Regions from separate parts of the Mus musculus genome. Here all the other regions are linked to region 5. The links are chromatin loops, found by intact Hi-C in ENCODE. Cell type or tissue: heart. All regions are shown on one strand.

Evidence for each region. A loop is a pair of places that touch in the nucleus more often than their neighbours do. Peaks named below come from ENCODE experiments on the same cell type or tissue, not always from the same donor. Only the 100,000 strongest peaks of a DNase experiment are listed, where the experiment ranks them.
Region 1: it touches region 5 in a loop (4-fold over the local background); 15 of 42 quality-filtered maps call a loop at or near these places.
Region 2: a loop joins it to region 5, with 3 times the contacts of the local background. A loop is called at or near these places in 17 of 42 quality-filtered maps.
Region 3: it touches region 5 in a loop (4-fold over the local background); 13 of 42 quality-filtered maps call a loop at or near these places.
Region 4: it touches region 5 in a loop (8-fold over the local background); 14 of 42 quality-filtered maps call a loop at or near these places.
Region 6: a loop joins it to region 5, with 2.9 times the contacts of the local background. A loop is called at or near these places in 13 of 42 quality-filtered maps.

What each region holds. Positions count from the first base shown.
Region 1 is chr14:20,871,852-20,875,851 of GRCm38, reverse strand. No RefSeq gene overlaps it. Among named protein-coding and RNA genes, the nearest start is that of Gm30212, 15 kb to the left of the region's middle. In heart, a CTCF peak has its summit at 2,329 (motif pointing right); a DNase peak (open chromatin) is centred at 2,341; H3K4me3 peaks cover 841 bases; H3K27ac peaks cover 541 bases.
Region 2 is chr14:20,884,276-20,888,275 of GRCm38, reverse strand. No RefSeq gene overlaps it. Among named protein-coding and RNA genes, the nearest start is that of Gm30212, 2.2 kb to the left of the region's middle. In heart, a CTCF peak has its summit at 1,776 (motif pointing right); DNase peaks (open chromatin) are centred at 2,575 and 2,955; H3K4me3 peaks cover 419 bases; H3K27ac peaks cover 2,482 bases.
Region 3 is chr14:20,927,756-20,931,755 of GRCm38, reverse strand. It overlaps Vcl (vinculin), which reads right to left and starts at 2,358. Exons shown (of 21, transcript NM_009502.5): 1 at 2,068-2,358. The coding sequence starts at 2,235. In heart, no CTCF peak of the experiment used is centred here; DNase peaks (open chromatin) are centred at 905, 1,075, 1,605 and 2,485; H3K4me3 peaks cover 3,403 bases; H3K27ac peaks cover 3,039 bases.
Region 4 is chr14:20,803,557-20,807,556 of GRCm38, reverse strand. No RefSeq gene overlaps it. Among named protein-coding and RNA genes, the nearest start is that of Gm30108, 11 kb to the right of the region's middle. In heart, a CTCF peak has its summit at 3,815 (motif pointing left); DNase peaks (open chromatin) are centred at 986, 2,056, 2,366 and 3,806; H3K27ac peaks cover 253 bases.
Region 5 is chr14:20,991,749-20,995,748 of GRCm38, reverse strand. It overlaps Vcl (vinculin), which reads right to left. Exons shown (of 21, transcript NM_009502.5): 7 at 647-737. Among named protein-coding and RNA genes, the nearest start is that of Ap3m1, 59 kb to the left of the region's middle. In heart, CTCF peaks have their summits at 1,011, 2,206 (motif pointing right) and 3,665 (motif pointing right); a DNase peak (open chromatin) is centred at 2,258.
Region 6 is chr14:20,889,870-20,893,869 of GRCm38, reverse strand. It overlaps Gm30212 (a long non-coding RNA gene), which reads right to left. Exons shown (of 3, transcript XR_874392.1): 2 at 704-845. Among named protein-coding and RNA genes, the nearest start is that of Gm30212, 3.4 kb to the right of the region's middle. In heart, no CTCF peak of the experiment used is centred here; a DNase peak (open chromatin) is centred at 1,689; H3K27ac peaks cover 1,188 bases.

The DNA.
Region 1 (4,000 bases), 120 kb after region 5:
GGTAGGTGATCTATGTGAGTTCAAGACCATCCTGGTCTACAAAGCAAGTTCCTGGACAGACAGAGCAACACAGAGAAACCCTGTCTCAAAAAAACAAACAAAAACAAAAACAAAAACAAAAACCATCCAGAGAGGGGTACTTCGTGGGAGGAGTGGTGCTCATGGTGTGGCACAGATATCTGATGGGATTTTTGGAGATGCTGCAAAGATTTTTTTTTAAGATTTATTTATTTACTATATATAAGTACACTGTAGCTGTCTTCAGACACACCAGAAGAAGGCGCCAGATCTCATTACAGATGGTTGTGAGCCACCATGTGGTTGCTGGGATTTGAACTCAGGACCTCTGGAAAAGCAGTCAGTGTTCTTAACCGCTGAGCCATCTCTCCAGCCCAAGATTTATTTTTTTTAAAGATGTGTGGTTTTGTCCTATAATGAATTAAGCTATATATTTGATTTAAGTCCTCTTCTGCATATTGGGAGATAGTTCAGTCATTGGCATGCCTGTTGTACAAGCAGGAGGACCTGCTCTCCAGTTAGACAAAAGACCAGGCCTAGTGATGAGCATTTGGAATCCCAATGCTGAGTAGACAGAGACAGGAAGATCCTGGAAACTCACTGGGTAGCCAGTCTACCTCAGTCAGGAAGTCTCAGGCTCCAATGGGAGACTGTCTCAGAGGTGATGCTGAGGAGTGATACTGAAGTTGGACTGTGGCCTCTGCACACACCTTCACATACCTTCACACACCTGCACACACACACACACACACACACACACACACACACACACACACACACATACACCAGTATTCAGGATCTATAGCATGTATTAACCAATTCACCCTATATTGATAGAATGCTTGCCCAGAATTCATTCGGTCTTAAGTTTGTTCCCTAGTGCCTCAGGAACAATTTTCTACTACTTATCTGATAATGAGTCCGAATTTATTTTTCAAATAAATCCACTTTGTTCATCAGTCAAAGCGGACCTAATTCTTAGACATACACTGCTTCCTAAAGATACTTTTGTTTGCTTATTTATTTATTTGTTTGTTCGTTTGTTTATTTATTTATTGCCGCTCTGCCTTTTCTCTTTCTTATCCATCAATAAAGTGGCCACACTCCTATTGGATCCAAAACCAAGCAAGGGCTTGTGGCATCAATCCTCTAGGGATAATTTAGGCACATGGGCAGAGGAAGGTATGCTTTCAGGAGCTTTGCAATTTGTTTCATGGACCTTAGAGGTTAGTTCTGCCACCATTGCTGACAGGCTCAGAGCAACACTAAGGAAGAAGGAATGAAAGAAGGGAGGGAGGGAAGGAGAGAGGGAGGGAGGAAGGGAGGCAGAGTAGGCAAACAAGACTAGCAAGTTGGTATCCACGTTATTCCCAAACTGGGTAACCTTAAGGTCCCAGAGCTTCACACACTAGTGCTCTTTGACTGTATAAAACTAAACCGTGTTTAGGACTCTGCAAGCTCTAGACTAGAAAAAGAACTGCTTGTTGCGCAGTTTAGAGCTTCCATTTTCAATAATGAAAGGAATTGTAATGTTGGAGGAGGTTGGGGTGAAGGGCAAAGCAAGCTGTGCCAGTACAAACTGTTTTGCTTGTAATGACTAAAACTTCTGCCTTGGTGATATCAGCCTTCAAAGACCTATCTCTTTCCCCAATAACTTGATACCAGCTTCGGTCAAAGCACCCGCCACAGCAGCTGCACTAAGCCACGGGCTCCCTGTGTTATTTTTATCTCAGAAGCTCACTGGGACTCACTTGCTCACCAATATGTTGAGGAGAAGGACTGGGAGGCCTAAATCCTATTGTGTACCCCACAGAGATAACCCCCACATTCGCAGTGAAGACGTACTTTTACTAAACGGCTAAGACCCCTGCACCCTCCAAACAATGTTGTTTATTTACTAAAAGGCAAGAGAGCTCAGCCTTGGCCAGGTGGCCTCAGCAAGAATTCCTCCTCCCCTCCTCCTGAGAATTCACAACCCATCTCACTGCACGGAGGAGGATGGCTGTTCTGCTCCTGGATGCCAGGTACTTCACAGTCATCAGAAGGAGTCAGGAAGCAGAAGGGAAAGAAATGAATCTTGAATTTCTAACAGTAAAGCATTTCTCTCAATAGTCTGGACCCTCATTGCCGATCTCAGAACAACTTCCTAAACCCCAAGCGTGGCATACATAGCTTTGAATTAAATAGGTCCCTTCTCCAAGTCTCTTTCCACCCAGGGTCCCATCACAGTGCCCAAAAGCCATTCCACGAAGTTTCTCCTTTTCCAGCCAGCAGCGTGAGCACTTTCCTATCCACTGTCATATTTCACCCAGGAGAGGGCGCCAGCGTGACGTAGATGAAGCCAGCGTTGGGAGAAACTGAAAAACAGGGCCCAGCAGCAGGCAGAACATACCAAACTTTAGGTGATCTTGACCCAAGTGTCCAGCTAGGCCAGACACTCTGGTCTCCTCCTTGAAGCTCCCCTTACCCTTATCAGAGAAGAAAACAAGGCCAGACTAATTGTATTACATTAATCTATATTAATATAATTTATACTATAATTTAAATAAAGTATATATTATACAATGTGTAATTTATAATATATAGTATTGTAGTATTTAGTATATAGTACACATCACATACACACACACACACACACATATATATATATATACACACACACACATATATATATATACACACACATATATATACACACACACATATATATCTTAATATTTAAGGCTCAGGATACATTTGTTAAGTACCAAAAAAGATTACTAAAATTAGGTGAGCGAAGATGACTGGGGGATCGTCTTTCCACCATACCTGATGGCCTGAGATTGATCTCCAGAGATCCACACAGTAGAGAGAACTGAGTCTTGCGAATTGTCCTGTAACCTCTATGCATGTACCTATACAACCTCTCCCCCACATAAATAAATAAATGCAAAAATATTAAAGTTGTAGTATATTTTAATTGTTATGACTTAGCAAATTAAAGTTGTAACACAAACACATACTACACCTACATAGTTACATGTATATTTGAGTGTCTCTCCACATATGTTGTTTTATAACATAGTAGGGCAACTTATATAAGTTGTATGAAAATATTATAAAATTGTAGCACAATATAGTGCTGATAATGGGGCCAGGGTTAGGATGTGTAGTATCTTCTGTTGACCCCTCTGAGTACAGCTTAGTGGAGCTCTGTGATCCAGGCTCGACCTCACACATATATGGTCTAATTATCCTCTATTTAAAGGCCAATTGTCAAATGGCCCTACTAATGAATTTCTCATTCTTCACTACCATATCTTATGGCCTAGGCCACTATGACACGGTATATCAACTGTGCAATGAGGGAGAGGAAAGAAGAGGATTCGAAATTACCTGTCATCGTAAGAAAATAACTCTGTTTTGTTGGCTTGGGTTGGATTTTGCTTCTTAAGACTCTTCCTATATTGTACAGGTTGGTCTCAAACTCTTAGACCTCAGTGACTCTCTCACCCCAGTCTCCAGAGTAGCTGGGACTAAAGGCATCCATTATGACAGACTTGGAAAATCATCTTAGCTGCTTAAAAGAACAGATTGAGAGCTGGAGAGATGGCTCAGCAATTACTAGTTCTTGCTATTCTTCCAGAGGACCCTACTTCAGGTCCCAGCAGCTCACAACCTCCTGCTGTAACTCCATCTCCAGAGGCTCCCGCATTGACGTGCACATATCCCCAAATACACACACACACACATACACACACACACACACACACACACAATAACAATAAAAACAGGCGGTGGTGCCTCATGTCTTTAATAGCAGCACTTGGGAGGCAGAGGAAGGTAGATCTCTGAGTTCTACAGAGTGAGTTCCAGGACAGCCACAGGTACACAGAAAAACCCTGTCTTGAAAAGCCCAAAATAAATAACTAATAAATAATAACAATAACAATATTTTTTCTTTAAGCATCAGGACACACAGAGAGAGGACACCCTGACCTGG
Region 2 (4,000 bases), 110 kb after region 5:
TCCTGAAGGAAGGTGGAGCTAGAGATGTGAGGGTGGAGAGGAATAGCCTGTGGAGAGAGAGTGGCCAGCCCCACCCCCTGAGGCCATGATGAAGTCCCAGCCTGTCCTACTGCTGAAGGCCATGTCTGGGTCTATGGCCCTGCAGCAACAGGGGGCTGTATCAATTTCTGTGGCTCATATTACCACTAAAGATCATGCGAATGCCCTGGTCTGGCCAGTCTCCTGGGACCACATAGATGTCCAAGGGCTGTGCAGAGCTGGTTCCACCCCTCAGTGGCTGTGGCATGTTGGAGAGTTGGCCCTGCCTCTCACTGGCTGCAGCACTCTGGAGAGTCAACCCTGCACCTCTCCCGGGCAGCATAGTGGAGCTGACCCTGGTGGTAGAGGCAAAGGTGAGCCAGCCCCGAGGGCATGAGCGCTGGAGAGCTGGCCCCACTACTGTTCCCAGCAGTTCTGATTTCCTGATTAAAGCCAACTAGGGTCAAGCACTAAGAGGAAAACCGGATAGGTAAGGAGGCTTATACCAGTAAACCTCGCACTGGGAGACTGAGACAGGAGGTTGCCAAGAGCTAGAGGCCAGACTGGGTCACATGTAAATACTACACTACCTGGCCTACAAAATGAAAGAAAGAAAATAAAAGAAAGAAAGACAGGGCGGGAAAGATGGCTCAGTGCCTAAAAGTATATACTGCTCTTCCAGAGACCAGAGTTCAGTTCCCAGCACCCAATTTAAGTGGCTCACAATCGACTATACTTCAAGCTCCATGGGTTCTGATGTTTCTAGCTTCTATGGGCACATACACTCATGTGCATATATTCACACACAGAGTTACATACATATACATAATTTTAAAAACAACAAAATAAATGTATTTTAAAGAAAGAAAGGAGGAGGAAGGGTGGAAGAAGAAAGAAAGAGGACAAAATGCGTTTTAGAAATAATCTCACCTCTAGCAAGGACCATTGTCAACTTAGCATGTATTCATTTTTTAAACTTCTTAAGACTATTATTATTATTATTATATTTTATGTGTGTGGATATTTTGCCTGTGCACCACATTTGTGCCCACCCGGTGCCTGTAGAGGCCAGAAGAGGGCATTGGAACTGAAATTCAAGACAATTGGGAGCCACCAGGTGAGCATTGGGAATCAAACCCAGGTAAGCCAGTGCTCTACGCCTAAGCCATCTCCTGCTTCTCGTGTATGCTTCCTGATCAGCCGAAGCAGTCTAATGACTACTGAAGGCCAGCCTGGCTGTTTGCAGAGCCCGGTCTTCGGAAGTCTGGTGCCATCCCTGCCGGCTGCGTATTATTTACTGTCAGCCTCCGAATCCCTGAGCGATCGATCCTTTACTGCTCTGACCTTCCTGGTGGATCTTCTTGCTTTCAGCTCTGCAGCATGTAAAAACAGCTTTTCTGATTTGGTGTGGTGTGGCGTTGTGTTTTGTTGTTTTGTTCCGCTTTGCTTTTTTTCCTCCTGTTTTTTCTTTCATTTTTAAAAAAAAAATACAGAGTCTTATGTGTCCTGGGCTAGCCCATAGAAGCGAGTCCTGGGCTAGCCCATAGAGGAAAGGGTGTTTTCACCTCCCAGCTGCTGAGATTACAGGCAGCTCAAACCAGCTTTTCAATATTTAATTTCCTGGCCCTTCAAGTCAACTACTGTTACAAGTTCCCTAGTTTTATCTACACTAATTTACAGATTATACCTCTTCAGAAAAACAAAAAACAAAAAACCCTTTTAAGCCAGACTCTACGCTTAGAGCATTAACTGCAAACGTGGTAACCAGCAGGGGGTCCCAGTGAGCCCAGAGGCCCTGCTGTTCAGAGAACAGTCTCCCACATGTGATGAGAACTGGGGTCCTTTGTTTCAGAATTACTATCTTGAGACTTCCTTTTCAAAAGTAGGGGTGTGTTCCACAGACCGAGTGACTCCCAGATACAGAGGTAAAGGGGTGCACTGCCACAAATGCTTTGGTAGAACCAGATGCGATGATCTCACCAGTAAGCCAGCGCAGGAGAGGCTCCGGGAGAAGATCAAACATTTGAAGCCAGCCTGAGCTCCATAGCAAGACCCCATCTTGAAATAAAACCAAAAAGCTTTGATGGAGGGTGGGGTAGAGTATGTCCTGGAAGAAGAGAAGCCAGAGACAAACTTTGCCTGCCTTGTAGTTTAGCCGAGTCTCCTGAACACCGAGGGTGGGTTATTTCTTTGTTTATACATTTATTTTGCAAGAGTCTCACTGTATAGCCCTCACTGGCCTCGAACTCACTATGCAAATCAGGCTGGCCTCAAACTCATTATCTGGCAGGATAATGATCTGAATGCCTCTGCCTCTCAAGTGCTAGGATTAAAGGCTTGTACCACCATGCCCATGTTGGACTATTGGGCTTCGTAAGAACTTGAGTTAACGGGACAATTCTGTTTATCCTGAGTCTTGAGCTTGTCTCTGCTCCTCATTTGGAAACTGAACATACCCCAGGAGAGCAGATCTGCCTCTTTTAAGGGAAGAGAATCACAGAAGAGTAAACTCAGGGTGGCGTGTGACTCAGGAACTAGTTGTGATGAGAAGCCAGTGGTACACACCCTCCTCACATGGCAGCTCTGCCTGCTGCCTTCCTCAAGAGGAACAAGAAGTGGATGCTCTATGTCTGAGGGGTTTTTTGCTTTGGTTTTTTTTTTTTTGTTTTGTTTTGTTTTGTTTTTTTGTTTTTTTCTTCCAATAGCTGCAGATACTGATGGCCTATTTTTGATCTGTTCCTGTCACTGTCTCCTCCGTGGAGGGGACAGTTGGCCCCACAGGTTGACCGCTGAGCTTGAGCCTCAGGCTGGCAGGGAGGCTGCAGCTCAAAACACCGGGGCACCCAGGGGAAACATTATCCTGCCAGAGCCGAACAAGGAACTGAGTGTTTAGAATAACTTCAAGAAAGTCGTGGGCGTTTCCTCTGTCAGGGAAACAAGAAACCACAGTGAGATAATGGATAGCTATATTCAGGTCACAGATTATCAGCTGCCACTGCTGCTTCCTGTTCAGAATTCGATGAAACTTTCTAGTCACTGAGCCTTGTGGGTACTGTGAGGGTGAGTGCTATAGGGCTTCAGAGTTCTGCCTGGGGCTCTGGCTTAGCCCAGAGGTGGGAACTGGGTCTTTTTGGGGGCTGGGTGGGGGGTGGACAAAGCTTCACATGTCAGTCCTTATTTGTTTGCTGTCTGTTTTGTTTTGTTTCTGAGGCATGGTCTTATGTAGGCTAAGCTGGATTCAGACTCTATGCACCAAGGATGGCCTTGAACTTCTGCTCCTTGTATATCTACCTCTTGAGTGCTGGAATTGCCTGTGTGCACCACCACAGCCAGTGTGTGCTGTGCTAGGGATAGAACTGACGACTTCCTACAAGTTAACCAAACCTCCTACCAGCTGAGCCACACCCCAAGCCCTGGGATCCAGTTCTTAAAAGAGAAGATGGTGGATAAGGGACCAAGAGCAAGGGTTATTTTTTTTTTTTTTTACTACGTTTACAGTATTTGTCAGGCTCTTGAGCTACGAGATTTCCGTGCATTCGCCTGGTTGATTCCAAAAACCACCTATGAGAAAGTAATGTCCATACGTGACAGTGCCACACCTGGGAACCAGACCGGGACTTTTCTATTTTCTCCCTCCTCTGTCCCCCCTTTTCTTCCTTCCTCTCCTCTTTCTTTCCTTCTTCCCTCTTCTTCTTCAACTTCTCTCTCTTTCTCTTTCTAATTTACATACATTTCTATCATTCCTTGGAGTTCTGTCATTCATACCTCTTTCCAGAAAATAGTTGCTGCTGCTCTGACTCCCAGACACACTAATTTTTAATATTTGTTTGTTTGTTTATTGGTTTTAGGAGACAGGATTTCTCACATAGTTCTGGCTGTCCTGGAACTCACCAAGTAAAGCAGTAGGGGTTCAAACTCAAAGATCCAGTGCCCCCCCCTCCTGAGTGGGATTAAAGGTGTGTGCCGCCACCACCACCTGGCA
Region 3 (4,000 bases), 64 kb after region 5:
GATTTCTTTAACCTGCAATCAAGACAATCTACTTAGTGAAACCTGGTAGCACCTTTGTTTATGACTATTTATCAGCCCAATCCCCTCCACGGATTCAACTTTAAATACCTTTTATAGTTAGGAAGTATGCAACTACATGTATTTTTTTTCCATCTTATATCTGCCCTTGTTTCTTTTGTATGTCTCCTAACTATGACCATCATAACCACCTATGGAGCTACTTTAAAAAACAGAAAACCTTTACTCCTGGAGATCCTTCAGTAAGTCTGGGATGGGAACTGGAAACAGTCCTATCTACAAAGCCCCATTGGTGATTCTCATGCACACCCTGAGGGCCACTAATTCATTCCAATGCTCTTTATACAGCACACATTCAGTGCTTACTAATTCATGGCCTGGGAGCTCATAAATGACTTCTCTCTAAATAGCCTAACCAGATATCAACCAAGCCCTTGACTACACCAGCTGTGTTCCAAGTGCAACATGTGGGTTTAAGATTTCCTATCCTCAAGTGCTACATGGAGGGACACCATTACCTTGTCTCTTTACATTGTTTCCCATTTGTTGAAAAACCAGAGGCCTGGAATGCAGCCATGTCAGACAACACTACATAAGAATGTACTCTGGGGTCTAAGATTAAAATTAGCTACAAAGAGAACAAGAACAAGATAGACAGTCTGAATGAGTACACTGCTCCTACTCAATAGTTTCTTACTTAATCAGTACAGAAGAACAGAAATTTCAGTCCCTAGTTCCGCCCTCCCTTCTCTCCCTCCCTCCTCTCCCCTCCCCCTCCCCCTCCTACTTGCTGCCACAGGTCTCCTAAAATGCCTGAGACAGTCCCAGGCCCCTGAAGACCCAGGAAGTCATTTCATGCGTTAAAGTCCTATAATCCGATAAATAACACAAGCCCCACCCGACAGACAGTTACCTATCAACTACCCTGACACACCATTTACACAGCTTGGTTCGGAAAGCAGTATGAACTTTTTCCTGAGTTGTTCTTCACAGGGAACAGCAGTCTGAGTCACACCCAGCCTGGAGCAAGTGTGACATTAGCCAGGGTACAGTTACGAGACTAGTCTCTCTATCTCTTTTCCCATTTCAGAAGTGGGCTACAAAGATCGATAAATAGCTAGGGGCAGGCAGAAAAGTGTGGACTGGCAAAGAACGCCCTAGCCTTCCCCTCAGGCAGGGGCTGCAGATCCCAGATTCCACAGGCCTCTCACAGCAGCTCCATCTTGCTTCCTGCCAGAAGGAGGGGCAGAGGAGGAGGCCCCCCAAATCTGGAAAGGCCCCAGTGAAAGAAAGCCATTTGACAGCAGTAAAGATGGATAGACAGCTTCATGGAAGGAATAAAATGACGGCCATGGGGTCAGGCAGAGGGCAAGCAGGGCTCCTGGTTATGAATTACTGTCTAAAGGTGCTAAGAGTCCCCGGAGGTGTGAGCAAAATGCCCCGAAGGAAAGGAGGCGGCGACAGAGAGAGGAAGAAGCCAAGCAGTTGGGTAGAAGCGACAGACACCAGGATCCCAGGGGAGGGTTGGGCAGGTGGGTCTCAGGGGACAGAAGTATTAGAAAGGCGAGCAGCCCGGTGCAAATAAGAATCCTTGGAAGTTAGGGCAGGGAGACCATAAGAGAAACCACCCACAGGTTGGAGAGGAGAGGCCTAAAAAGGAGCTAAGAGCAAGGTACTCAACGCAAGTGACGCGAGCCTGCCCAGGGGAGGGACCGTGAGACAACCTAACGACCATTTCTTGGGCGCCTACTACGGGCACACACACCCTAGGCACTTCACAACTAAAAGCTCGCTGACTCTTCACAGCACAGCCCCAAGGCAGGATTTCTCACACAAGTGTCCCATTTTATAGATGAGGAAACTGAGGTCCCCGACAGGCTCAGTGGCTTGCTCAAGGTCACAGCCCAGAGAAATCGGCATTCGAAACCACGGCACCTGCCCTGGAGTCCACCCGACGCTCCAAGCGCCTGCGAATGCAAGCAGCGAGGCGGACCGGGACCCTGGGGACTTCTCCCGCCCGCGCTCCCGTCCCAGGCCCGGCGCGCTCACCCGGACGAGGTTGCTGACGGCCGCCTGCACGGCGGCTACGGGCGCGGTGAGGTCAGGAATGGCTTTGCCGTCCACCTCGCCCTCCTCGTGCATAATCACCAGGTGCGAGATCTGCTGCGCCACCGGCTCCAGGATGCTCTCGATCGTACGCGTGTGAAACACCGGCATCGCGGCGGCTAGCGGGGCGGCGTACCGCGGGCAACAGAAAACTGGGATCCGTAGGGCCGGGAGCCGGCGGCGAGTGACTGACTCGGAGCGGCGACTAGAGTCCGGGCTTCCCTCGGCGTAACTAGCCCCACAGGCGCCCCGCCCTCTCACGTCGCCGCGCCCAATGGTAACGCAACTCAGAGCCGGACTGTGGCTCCTATTGGTCTTACTTCGATAAGCTCCGCCCCCAAGGCAGAGCCGCTAAGGTCCCGCCCCGCCCCCATTCCCAAGGGAGGGGCCTGGGATTGGGGCTGCGCCGCAGGGATTGCGACCGGATTCCCGAACCCTCTCGCGGGGCGCTCCTTATAAGGGCATAGTGGGAGCGGAGCGAGCGACTGCACTGGACTGGCCCCGCCCCCAGGAGCCGCCTCCCGCCTCAGAGTGGCGGAGCTCCGCCCCTCCGCAGGATCACCTCAGTAGGGCGGGATATCCTCACCTCAGGCAGCGCCAGAGAGAGGGGACCTCGGCTTCCCCCGGTCTCCCCGCAGGGTGCTCCCCTTTACCGTCACCGGACGCAGTCAGAACACTGTTCCGTCACCTCCCAGTAATTCACGAGGAAGTAAAAAGATCCAGACAACAAAAACACACCGAGAAACATGAGTACCCATTGATTTGTACTATCTGCCCTCGGATAGTCACAGTTAAGTTTGGTGTGGCACTTTCTAGACCTCCGTGTACACGTTCACTTGCAAATACGTGTTTTCTAAATAAATAGGAACGTTTCCGTAGAACTAGAGACTTAATGAAATTTACCTGCTAATCTTTCGCTTTTGGTGAGTAGAAGTCTGTCTGCCACCTTCTGTTTTAGCGACTGGTATCCCATTTTTGCAAATCTACTTAGGTCTGGTTCCGTTGCTAAAATGTTTGCCTAGAATGTAAGAAGCCCTAGGTTTGATTCCCAGCACTACGCAAAATCAGCCTTGATAGAGTGGGCCCGTATACCAGCAGCACTAGGGAAGTGGATCAGGGGTTCAAGGTCATACTCCACTACAAAGAAAGTTTGAGGCCATCCTGGAGGGGTAGTCCTTTTGTGGTTGTGATGAGCATCTATTTGTAGTTACAACAGCACTCCAGAGGCAGGGTTAGGAGGATCATTTGAGGAAGGAGTTCCAAGCCAGTCTGAGCAACATGACAAGACCCCCATCTCAAAAAAAAAAAAAAAGTGAAATGAAAATTCAAAAGTGGATACTTTTTAACAAGTCTGTAAGTAGGGCCAAATTGCCCAATCCCCTCACCACATTTAAGACATCTGCATGTTTTCCTAACCTCAAGTTCTCTTGCCCAAGCTTCCTCATTCTGAGAGGAAACACATTCATTAATGCCTTCAAATGAAAGATCCTCAAGTCAAAGAAAAATGTTTCTCAGGATGTCACATTTTGCAGAAGGCCAAGCCACATGTTGTCTTACCCAGCTCTAAAGTTCTGTGTGTCTAGCAGTACATACCCCCGTTTCTGCTCTGTGGTTACCAAGTCTTGAACTTTCTCTTGAGGTGGGGATGAGCTCAGTTGGTAAAGAGCACTCGCCTACCATGCACAAAGCTTTAGTACTTGCCTACCATACACAAAGCTTTAGGTCAGCCTCTAGCATCACAAAACAAGGACATGGTGTTCATACACACCTATAATTTTGTCTGTCACCCAGGAGTTGGAGGCAAGAGGATTAGAAGAAGTTCAAGGTCCTCCTCGGCTACCTAGCAAGTTTGATGACAGCCTGGGCTGCTTGAGAC
Region 4 (4,000 bases), 190 kb after region 5:
GGAGAAGGAGAAGGAGAAAAAGGGAGGGAAGGGGAGGGAGGGAGGGAGGAAGGAAGGAAGGAAGGAAGGAAGGAAGGAAGGAAGGAAGGAAGGAAGGAAGGAAGGGGCCATCAGTCAGGATTCTGATCTAAACTAAATCAGTCTTTCTTACAGCACTGCCCCTACTCCCAGGAAGGAACATGCGCACCATGTGCACCACATGTACCATGTATATCACGTGTACCATGTATATCATGTGTACCATGTATATCATATGTATCATGTGCACCATGTATATCATGTGCACCATGTGCACCATGTGTACCATGTATATCATGTGTACCATGTGCACCATATGTACCATGTATATCATGTGTACCATGTATATCATGTGCACCATGTATACCACATGTACCATGTATATCATGTGCACCATATGTATCATGTGTACCATGCGCACCATGTGCACCATATGTACCATGTATATCATGTGTACCATGTATATCATGTGCACCATATGTATCATGTGTACCATGTGCACCATGTGTACCGGGGGTAATTTTTGGGTGAGAATGTCCTGAGGATAAGACTCACGCTGCCTGGAAATGCCTGCTGGAATAAGGGGACTGAGAGCAGAACTCAAAGTGAAGTCATCTGCCACCAGAATGGTGGTTCCTTCCTATAGCCCCAGCTGCAGACTTTTTTCTATCAATCTAGCCACAGCAGACACCATTCCTCCCTAAGTAAGTCATACGAAGTCCCTTGGGAAATCTCAGGCACAATGACCCACAGGGAGGCACCCAAATAGCTACATGCCAAACTGGTTCTGTAGCCACCGTGACATGCCAGGACCAGCTGGCTGCTGGGTCCTCAGAATTACACTTTCCTGGTACGCGTGCCAGCGCTTCCAACAAGGCCACGGCAGCAGCTCCCCATGCTCTTAGCAAGGCTAACTTGGCCTCTTGGCACAAAGAGGGGGCCCAAGGGAGCAAGGGGACCAGGCTGGTAGAAGGGACAGTAATCTCCCTTCAGTGGTGCTTTTAGCCAAACAGCTTTCTAGGTAGTCATCCAGTTCGCCACCCATAGTGCTGACAGGAGATATTGTCATCCTAGAACTGCAAAAGGCAAGGCAGACAAGACCCTGAGGGTGCAGGGCTGCACCTGCCTGGGGTGCCCAGACAGGCCTATGGGTGACAGGCAGGCCTATGGGTAACAGGCCACGCACTCTGCCCAAGCCCGCAGTGTTTGCAGAGCGTGCGCTATTTAGGTTCCTTTGTCATCACTGCAGGCACACTGGCTGCCGGAGTCTGACTAAAGAGAAAGAACCAGTTTAGCAAAGCTGGAGTTGGGGATAGCAGCTCGGAGCGGCCCTTGGGCATGGCAGCACCAAGAAGCTGCCTTGGCCAAGGCTTCTGAACCCAGGACTGAACTGGGATTTCAACACTTGCTTCAGAGCATCTTGAAAAAGAAAAAAAAAAAAAAAATCAAAGAGGACTCCATGGTTCAGGGTTCAGAGGCTACAATCCCTGTGTCAGGGTCAATCATGTCAATAACGATACCTTATTGGAAATGTGCTTTATAACGACACAGGGTGCTTTTGTAGACATTATCTCATGGGATCCTTGCTGCAGCCCTATGAGGCAGGCAGTTATTGTTCATCCATCTGAAAAATGAAGAATCTTAGTCTCATCAGAGTAAGTGACTTGCCCAAGGTTACAGTCTTTTAAAAGTGGTACGAACAGGCCTGAATCACTGAGTGGCCTAGAGCAGTGCCATCTTTGCAGGAAAATGGGAACTTAGAGAATAGGGCCAGGCTCTTGCTGTCTGCTGGTGACCTCAAGCAATATGGAGTTTCATGAGACTTTGTTCTTAAGAGTGGACCCAACAAAGAGCTTGTCGGTGGTCTGGTCTGGCAGGACAGGGCTCTCACAGTGTGCCTTGCCTCTTCTCGTGGCTGATGGATAGGAAGGGTTTTTCTGTTCCCCTCCATGCCTTTCCCCCTCTGAGTCAGCTCTCTGGTATTGCCCTGGCATGTCCCGGGCCCCACGCCCAGGCAGTGAGGAGACGCTGGCAGATTTCCCAGGGAATGATGCTGTCTTAACTCAAGCCAAATCTTAATTATGACCCCCTTCCCAGAGGCAGCCCAACAATAGCTACTTTGGGAGTTAGGACCTGTGGGCACTGGGTTGGTTTCCACCTACCCCTTGGACTTCCCACTACAGATGTCCCTGGATGCAGGCATGCCTTTACCATACAGCTGCACTCTAGAGGGGATGCAGAGACCCAATCCATTTTATAGACTTTGGCTGAGCCACGCTTCTACCTCAGGTCTTTGCTTGGGCTTCTGGTCACATCCAAATAGCTAGTGAGAGAGTTGCTTTTGGACAGAAAGAGAGGACAGAGAGCCAAGACTCCAGCCCGAAGCTGCCTCAGCTGTTTCTGGAGCTCTGACTCAGAGGTACTTCTCAGGAATGTTGAGCACGTGGTCCTCAGAGTCCCTTGTCCATGCTCAGAAGAGTGACCACTAAGCAGGGGGAGATTTTTACCCTCCTTTACCTCCTTGAGAATACCCGTTTCAGAGAAACCACGGCAGGTTAAGTTCATCTTGGAAGGTTCATCTTGGAAGACTCCGCAAGGAAGGAAGGAAAAAGAAAGGGTGGGAGGGAGGGAGGGAGGGAGGGAGGGAGGGAGGGAGGAAGGAAGGAAGGAAGGAAAGAAAGAAGGAAGGAAGTACCTTTCAGCCCCCAGACATCTGTCCTTATCAGTAACTGTAGCAATCGGCTTTTGAGTTCGTGTTCACCTCATCTCCCCAGCTCTGCCCTGATTTCCTTGACCTCCGGCTTCTGGGTGAAAGAGCATGCATGCCTCAGAGTTCCATAGGTTGACAGATAATCTGAGAGAAGGAGCAAGAAAGGCCGGAGGGAGCAGAGGTTAGGAGCATATCTCTGTGGTAGGATGCTTGCCTTGCATGTATGTGGCCCTGGGCTCAAACACCAGTACTGCAGTACAAAATAATAATGAATAAAAAATAAAGAGAAAAAAAGTAAAGAAACCAGTCAGACTGGACTACACCCCAACATCTCGAAAATGTCCTTCCTTTCCAAGAAAATCACCCAACCCATTTGAAGAAAAGAGAACAGGGAAGCTACACGGAGACGGCCTGGTGCCTCTCATCTCCGATGTTCATTACAATCCCTCCGACTGCAGGGAGACCTGGGAATCCTTTTACCTCCAGAACTGCAGATACTCGACACTGATTTTTCCAACTGTGGGCAAATACTTTTCTTTGCCTCTGGATTTTATTTTGTTTCTCTAAAGCCTTATGTCCCATAAAATAATCCACAGTGAAATGAGACCCAGTGAGAAGCAACTGTGGAATAGAAATCACGTCAGCAGCTTATCTCACGATGTGGTAATTAGAGGGTTGCATGCGTTCCGGGTTAGAGCCTGTGAGCTGCGACAGGGGTTGGGGGACGGGGGGGGGGGGTGCAGAGAGAGTTTGGATTGGTCACAAGCTAGTCTCAGAGTCTAGCACACTGCATGGCACAGTGTATGTGTCGGTAGATCCATGATAGAGATTTGGTACTTTTTTGCTTGACGGAGGGGAGACTAGAAGTTGCCAGTACACTCTGGCTGCTATTGGCAACTTTGGTTCTGTACCCCATTCCAGATTCAAGAATCTGAGCGGAAGAAATCAAAGCTGGAGACATCCATAGAGGATCTCTGGGTCATGGAACCTAGGAGAAAGTGGCTTTGTAAATGACTCCTCTTAAGTGGAGGTCAGCTGAGTGTGAAGTCTGCAGGCCTGCTGGCTCTCTAAAATCGGGCATAAAGCGTCCCCTAGTGGACAACAGAGTCACTGCGCTTTCATAAAGGAGCCTCGCTTCCTCACTGTGGAGGGAGGCAGGATCTCTGTGTTCTCTGTTCTTAGATGGGGGGCGGGGGCGGGGAGATCAGTCAAATCATACCACCAGCAAGATAAGCAGACCCTATCGGAATAATAGGTCATCCATTCAACAAA
Region 5 (4,000 bases):
CCTGACAGCCACACACTGCCCCATAGACATAAGGCGAGGCTTAACCACAGGCCCTGTGAAGGAAGATATGTTGTACCATATCTGCTTGGAGATATGCAGTGGCCATAAGTATGTGGCTGATGAAAAGTAGTCTCATAATTCAACAGGACTTAGGACCTCCAACTTCCATTAGGCTTTTCACATTTGCTCAAACAATCTGAAGTGGAATAAATATTAAATTAGAAAAGCCAAAAGCCTTGTTGGGTCTTATCTTTATATATTCAACTTTTATATATCTTACATTAAGATCACTGTACAATCTACTTAACTAAGTACTTTGCTGACATAAATGGCACCAGCTTCCAAACAGAACTAGCAAAAAAGGGTGTTTATTCAAAATAATAACCTTTCTGCTTCAGGGGATGGGCGAAGCAGTAACTTTTCAAAGACACCGGCTTAACTTGGTTTATTTATTCATGGTGAGAAATGAGAGATTTTATGCCTTCATCCTTTAAGGCCAGGGATGTTTCAATTTCTCAGAACTATGGCAGGATGCCACAGTTACCTCAGGATGGTGAGATTATGGAAGGATTCCTCCCATTCCTTCATTTGATTTGATTTTAACTGTTTATTGTTCAGAAAACAGAGTTTTTTACTGCAGAGTTACCTGGGGAGGCATTGGGGTCACGGAGCCAACCTTTGGCCTGGTTCAATTTGGAGTCTATGGACGCCAGCGCTCTCTTCATGGCTTCAGTGTCCTTTGGAAGAGAAATGCCACAGTTCTTGTGTGTTTTGTAACATGGTCTCTTAATTTTTACAGAGCAGTAGTTACAGCACTAACACACAACAGCTCAGGTAGTCCTACAACAGCCTTAAATAATCTCACCACACCACAAGTCTTGTGTCTGTCAAAATGCAACATCTTGCATGCAAATCTTCAGTTAATTCTATTCTGCCTCCTGGTGTCTTCAATGCTAAAATTGCAAAAAGCTTAAAAAACTGCTCAAGCCAAAAAAATGCCTAATGTCTCCAGCAGGAAGGAGCCCTGCTGCTCATACTTCATTATCAGCTTTCCTAATGGTCGCCATCCGGTAGGAAACTTGTGGAGCCTCAACATCAAGTGGAAGCCTTGCCAGAGCCCTCCCTGCTCTAGGCAAGCCTTATTAGTATGTGGTGCCACAAAGCACAGTCCTTTTATCTCTTATTTTAAAATGCACACGCACAAACACCAGATGGTATTTCACTATATTAAATAAATCAAAAAACTTAAAGAGTTACTCATTGGAAAAAATAAATAGTATTAATGTAACCATTTTGTTTTAGTTCTCAAAATAAACCACAAAAAGTTTTACAAGAAGGAAGCGCACTGCTGGCCTTCCCTGCTGTTCTTCACTCCTCGTCCTTAGATTTCCCCCCCCCCACCCTAACAAATGGATCTCAATGTATTGCTTATAACCAGGACTCAGGATGATAAGCATAAAACTAACACAGAATCTGCTAGGATGTCACTAGAAAACAACCAAATAAGAGAAAAAAAAATTTTTTTGAGACAGGGTCTCTTTATGTAGCTCTGGCTAGACAAAATTTGCTATGTCAACCAGGCTGGTCTGTTAACATAAAATTGTCTGATTAAAAAAGGTATGTGCCATGACTCCCAGCTTAATTTATAATACATAAAAAATAACAGTGAAACAAATATCCATGTGCCAATCTTTAGAACTGGGAGATTATACAGTCTCTCTCTCCCTCTCTTCCTCTTTCTCTTCTTCCTCCTCCTCTTCCTCCTCCTCCTTCTTCTTCTCCCCTCCCCTCCCCTCTCCTCCCCTCCTCTTCTCTCTCTCTCTCTCTCTCTCTCTCTCTCTCTCTCTCTCTCTGTCTCTCTCTCTGTCTCTGTCTCTGTCTCTACACCTCTGCCCCCATTCTCCCACCTCCAAGGGTATAACTGTGTAGCCCTAGTTCCCTGGAACTCATCACACAGACCAGGCTGGCTTTCCAGTGATCTGCTTCTGCCTCAACTTCTAGGATTAAAGGTATGTGCTACATCTGGCCCTAGTCTGGCCATCTCTACTTAACATCTTAAAAAACATTCTGTCTCCTTTTTTTGCACTAGAGAACTGACTCCCAGAGAGTCAATCCATCAAAGCATAATGTTAACTTCTAAAATTCTTCGCATGCCCTTATTCCTAAACTTTCTTATTTCCAGTCCTACCAGGGTTGTACCATCAAGCTTCCACAAGGGGGCACTGAGCACATCCCTACTTCCAAGTCAGAGTCATCACTATAACACAAAAAGAACAGGCTGAAAACTCAGCAGCAGCTGAACCCTGATGCTTCTGAAATGTCTACTCAAATGATGGACGCTGCTTTAGGACCCCCCTTTTCTTTCATCTAAAAAGATAGAGAGTGTGCTCTCATCCTAACTTTATTCTCAGCCACAGCAACAAAAAAAGTGCACTCCCGCTGGGTGGTAGGGTAGGGTGAAAAGTTACTAAGTTACATGAATTATGACAGCTACCAATGTTAGGCAACATCAGGAAAATCTAGTCCAAAGTCCACTCATAAGTACACTTAATAATATTGCTTAAATCTGTTTCTTTCTTCTACTTTGTTGCTTTGTTGTACAATAATTTATACAACAAGATTTGCTCCCAGAGCTGAATTTCAAATGAGAAAGGCCTAAATGGATAGACTCTCAGGTAACTCCTAACCTCAAAAAACTGGATAGCTTTCAGTATTTACCTACCATAACTTATAAGATTTTACAATTTGCCTACATATATATTTGTTTATAATAACATAAGCTTTTTCTTGAAAAAATATGTGCCTACCTTGGAAAAAAGAAATTGTGTCAATGTAAAATTTAAAATTCTGTTAATAAACACCTCTGTGATACTTTTAATTTTGGTGAGAAAACTAATAGACACCTACATTTCAAAATCTAAATTCCAAAGAATAGAACATATTTTCAGAAAGTCAGACAGATTTTAGCACTAATCTAGCAGTAATGGCTACTAGTTAGGAAGGTAACTTCAGTCCAGTTTCCTACAGGGTAGATGCTATCTTAGCCAGTTTCCCTTCAGTTACTTCAGTGAATCTCAAGGTGCAATGTAACTTTATCTTACAACTTAAGAAACAACGACTTGGGACCATCTGACCTTAAGCTTGCTGAATCCAACCTCTTATTTTATATCACATGAAACTCAATTTCTTTTTCTTTTCTTCCAAAGAAAGTTGGCAAATATGGCACAAACTTTCGGCACCAGTCAGCACATCTTCACCTCGTCAGTATGGGTTCCGCCTAATGCTTCTCAGAAGAGAAGCTCCAGAGCTCAGACTTACAATCTGCGCTAGCAGAAATGGCTGCTTTGATTCTCCAACGTGTCCCAAAACGGTTTGAAACACAATGCAAAAACAAGCTTTGCGCTAATCAGCATCCTCAAAAATCATTTCTTTTTTCTCTAGTAAACTCAACAGCCCCTTCACCATGAAGAGAAACTGTGATTCTCAGGAAGAGGGTAATTTTCTTCTGAGCAGCTCTGACAACACCAGGAAATTAAAATTAGCAGATGCTTGTTTCCCCAACTCTGAACCAAGGGCAAATATGAAATGAAGCTGCAATTTTTTTAAATGTTATTTGGATGTTTTCCTTGCACGTATGTTTGTGCACTGTGTGCATGTCTGGTGCTTATGGAGGCCAGAAGAGGGCATCAGATCCCCTGGCACTGGAGTTACAGGCGGTGCTGAACTGCCACGTGGGTGCTAGGAACTGAACAGGGGTCTTCAGAAAGAGTAGACAATGTTCTGACCCACTGAGCCACTCCAGTCCTGAAGCTGCATTTTTAAACCTGGGAATTGCAGTTAGTTTCAAGGTTGGTTTTGTTGTTGTTGTTGTTGTTGTTGTTGTTGTTGTTAGTTTCTAGGTTGGTTTTTGTTGTTGTTGTTGCTGCTGCTGCTGCTGTTATATTCTTCTATATTATATTTGTGTATGTGAGTGGGTGACAATGTATCACAGCACACCTGT
Region 6 (4,000 bases), 100 kb after region 5:
AACAAGATGTCTTGACCTACATTTGGCACTGGCAATAACCAAAACAGAGAAACATTCAAAACAAAACAAAACAAAACAAAACAAAACAAAACAAAACAAAACAAAACACCAACAAAATCTCTTTCCAACTACTTTGCTTCAAAGAGGAAGGTGGCGTGGGAAGAGGACGTGAAAGGATGTTCCTGAATCCCCATCTCCTTTAACTACAGAGCGTGTTCTAATGAGCAGGAAACTCCGACTCTCAGGCATAGCGAAGTTTAATACCTGTGTCGGAGTTAAAGAAATCTAGAAGCCAGGTATGATGTACAGAACAGATTTGCGATCCCAGCATGCCTGAGGCAGAGGCAGTGAGACTGGGAACTCCAAGTGTTTGCTTCCAGAAATTATATTTTGGGAGCTTAGCTCAGAAGTAGGAGATCAGACCCTAGCAACTCAGAAAAAAATTATATACGATTTGCTTATTGATTGTTTAGATTTTTCTTTATCTCTCTTTCTTTCCTTTCTTCCTTTTCTTTTCTTTTTTTTCCTCCCTCCCTCCTTCCCTCCTTCCTTCCTTCCTTGCTTTCTTGCTTTCTTTTTTAGTTTGGATTTTCAGACCCACTCTGTAGACCAGGCAGGCCTCCAACTCAGAGAGATTCCCCCTGCCTCTGCCTCAGGAGTGCCTGATTAAAGAGGTGTGCCAAAACGGGCTGGCTATACTTACTTCTAAAAGATGGGACACAGAAAGCATTTGCAGAGTGGACTGAAGAGGTCAACCTGTGTGTCCACGCCTACAAAGGTGTCCGGGAGCAGCATGGTATAGTGATGTGAGTGGGGCTTGGAACACATGCCTGTGACCCCTGCAACTGCAAGGTAGAAGCAGAAGGCTTATGAGCTATGGACCAGCTGTGGAGACACAGTAAGTCTCAGTCACCCTGGGCTATACATGCCTTCCGGAAGCTACTTCCTAAAGGTCACATTGGTATGCAGAGCATAGAAAAGCCCAACACTTTCTGAGGTGCTCTTAAAATCTTATCCAAGCCTTGCTTTATCCTCAATCTTGCCTCACCCCAGGAATAGTGTATTAAATCAGATAAACAGCTCATGTAAACATCCTCACAAAGAATGCCTTTTTGTTTGCTTTTGAGTCAGGGTCTGTCTCCTGAAGACAGACCTATGCTGTCTTCAAATTCTCTGTGTTCCTGAGAATAACCTTCAATTTCTGGTGCTCCTGCCTACGCCTTTTGAATGCTGTGGTTATGGGTGTGCACCATCATGACCCATTTTAGGCAGTGATAGGGATTGAACCCGGAGCTATGCGCAAGCTAGACAAGTACTTTATCAACTAGGCTACAAAAACACTTAAGTCTGAGTATACCTGAGTCTCAAAAGTACTTAAAAATAATCAAAACATATGCTTCCCCTTTAAAGGTCCCAATATAAATTTGGGAGAAGGACAGGGTTGATGGACAGGTTGTCCATGTTCCCCAGCTTGTATAAAGGTCAGACGCCTTCTCGGGTCTGGGGGAAGCTGCATCATCTTGGCCAGAATAGTGTAAACTCAAGATGGAGTTCTGCTTGCGTCTACATTAATTCGCAGCTAATGCCAGGCACCGTTCTCCCTGTTTAATTACATTTCCTAACCATCTGACACAACTTCCCCTGGGAAGAAGTTTATCCCACTGACTCTGACTCATGCTTTACAGCACGTTGGATTTGAGGAAATGGATAATGTACGCCCCGCTGACTTTGGAATTTTAAACAGAAACCCACATGCTGTTGAGTCTCCGGCTTACTCCCAAATATGGGAGAATGTGTGCCCCAGCCACAGTTGCAGGAGGCATGCTCAGTATGACAAAAGGCAAAACCCACAGTGTGTAGAGAGTGCCAGGCAAGGAGGGGCAGAGCCATCAACCACTTAAAGGAGAAGAAACAACCACAAGAAAGAGGATGGAGGCTGACACTCCAAGTGACCATATCATTTTTCTAGAGCTATCCAGATGACGTCACAGAAGTGATAATACTGGAAGTGAAGAATCAGAAACTACAGGACTAACCTGTAAAAACCCTCATCCAGCAATGCATCCAGCACTCAGCCAGCAGGTTGGAACCAGAGACGGGATGATATGAGCCTTGTCCTGCGCTCTTTGGGTCACCCCTATCCCAGGTCATGGAAGAAACCATTTATGCCCTAGCATTCTCTGGAAAAGAGAGCTGTCCTGAAGTAACAGCCCTGGATTCCAGAGCTCTCAGCTAAAAGACAAAGAAGACTCACAGCCCACTTGCACCCAACCCCTAGTGCTGAATCGCTCTCCTGCCCACCAGCAGGAGAATGTTGTGAATGTTAGAGCGTCTACCTTGCAAAAGCTTCCTTAAGAATATTTAGTTTTAACGTATGTTCATTGAAAGAGCAAACTGGGCTGGTGAGATGGCTCAGTGGGTAAGAGCACCTGACTGCTCTTCCAAAGGTCCAGAGTTCAAATCCCAGCAACCACATGGTGGCTCACAACCATCCGTAACAAGATCTGACTCCCTCTTCTGGTGTGTCTGAAGACAGCTACAGTGTACTTACATATAATAAATAAATAAATAAATAAATAAAAAAGAGCAAACTATATAGATAGGACTGTAACAACAGCTAGCTTTTGAGGCGTTTCTTTGCATATGACACTGTTCTAAAGTACTTAATACACATCCGCTCGTTCAAACTTTACAGCATCCCTGTGATGAAGTAGGTATGCTATCACACAACCTCATTTATAGGTGAGGAAAGCAAAGTCCATAAAAAGGTGCGGTCACTGCCCAGGCACATAGGGAGAGCAGAGCAAAGCTGAGATTTGAAGGGAACTCACACTTCGTTACATTTGCTACCTGGAAGAGTACAAGACAGACATGACAATCCCACCCACAACTCCAAGCTGACCACTAGTATTGTGTTTCTCATGTTAACGATGACTGCTTTTCTAGTTATAGTTCCGTTGCGGATTTTTTTTGGTGTTGGCAGTGGACAACTGCATAAAATATATTAAATACAGAAAATATAAATTTTAATGTGAAGCTACAGACCTTCCATTTTGAATGTCAGTTCTCTCTCTTTTTCTACTTCATTATTTTATTCTGTGTTATTTGGAGACAGACATGGTCTTACTATGGTAGCCCTGGCTGTGTACCAGGCTAGTCTTTAACTCCTCTGCCTCCGGAGTGCTGGGATTAAAGGCATACCCCCTCCGGCAGCTCAAATGTCAGCTCTGAGTGTAGGTCCATTACGTTGTTTTGACTTTGGGTCTGGTTAATTTTTGTATGTGATGCTTTATTTATTTGCAAGTTTTTTATATGGTAAACTTTATATCTGAGGGAACTGCACTTAGTTGAGACCGGCTCAGCTGGCCTTACAAGTGTCTTAAGTGTCTTGCTGGATGTGTCTTTCAAGCACAGTAGGCACTCGGTAAATCCTCTCCAGGAATATTGTCGGGGGCAAGTTCTTGTGTGCTTCATAGGCTCAGCTCTCATGTCAATACTGATTACTGTGAGTTCTTTCCCCATTCCAGACAGTATCGACACAAAATAACCACCTGCTTCAATGCAGTGTGGCGCTTCACAATGGAGAACAAAAAGGATGCTTCTATTGCTATCCCAAGATGGCCACTTAAAAACCTCACTGTATTTAGAATTTTTCCTTTCTCTTGGATGCTGATGATGGGAGAAATTTTGAAGATACAGGCCATTACAATTTGCAAGAATTCTGGGAGTCTGGCAAGTGAAGTAACTGCAGTAGGACCCCCGACTGAGTAGCACTTCTGAAGTTCCCAGGGTCTTCTGCCATCTGAGCTAGTCTAGCTTCAGAGGTTGGAGTATCACTAACAACTGATAAGGGGACCTTGGGAGCAGTGGTATTTCCCTGCTTGGTCGTGAGACATAGTTAAGCAAGCAGAGCAAATGTAGCACATGAAGGAAGGCCAGGCCAGGCGCTAGTCTGGGACCAGAAAACCTGTCTCTCCTGCTCCTCGGTACACAAACACAC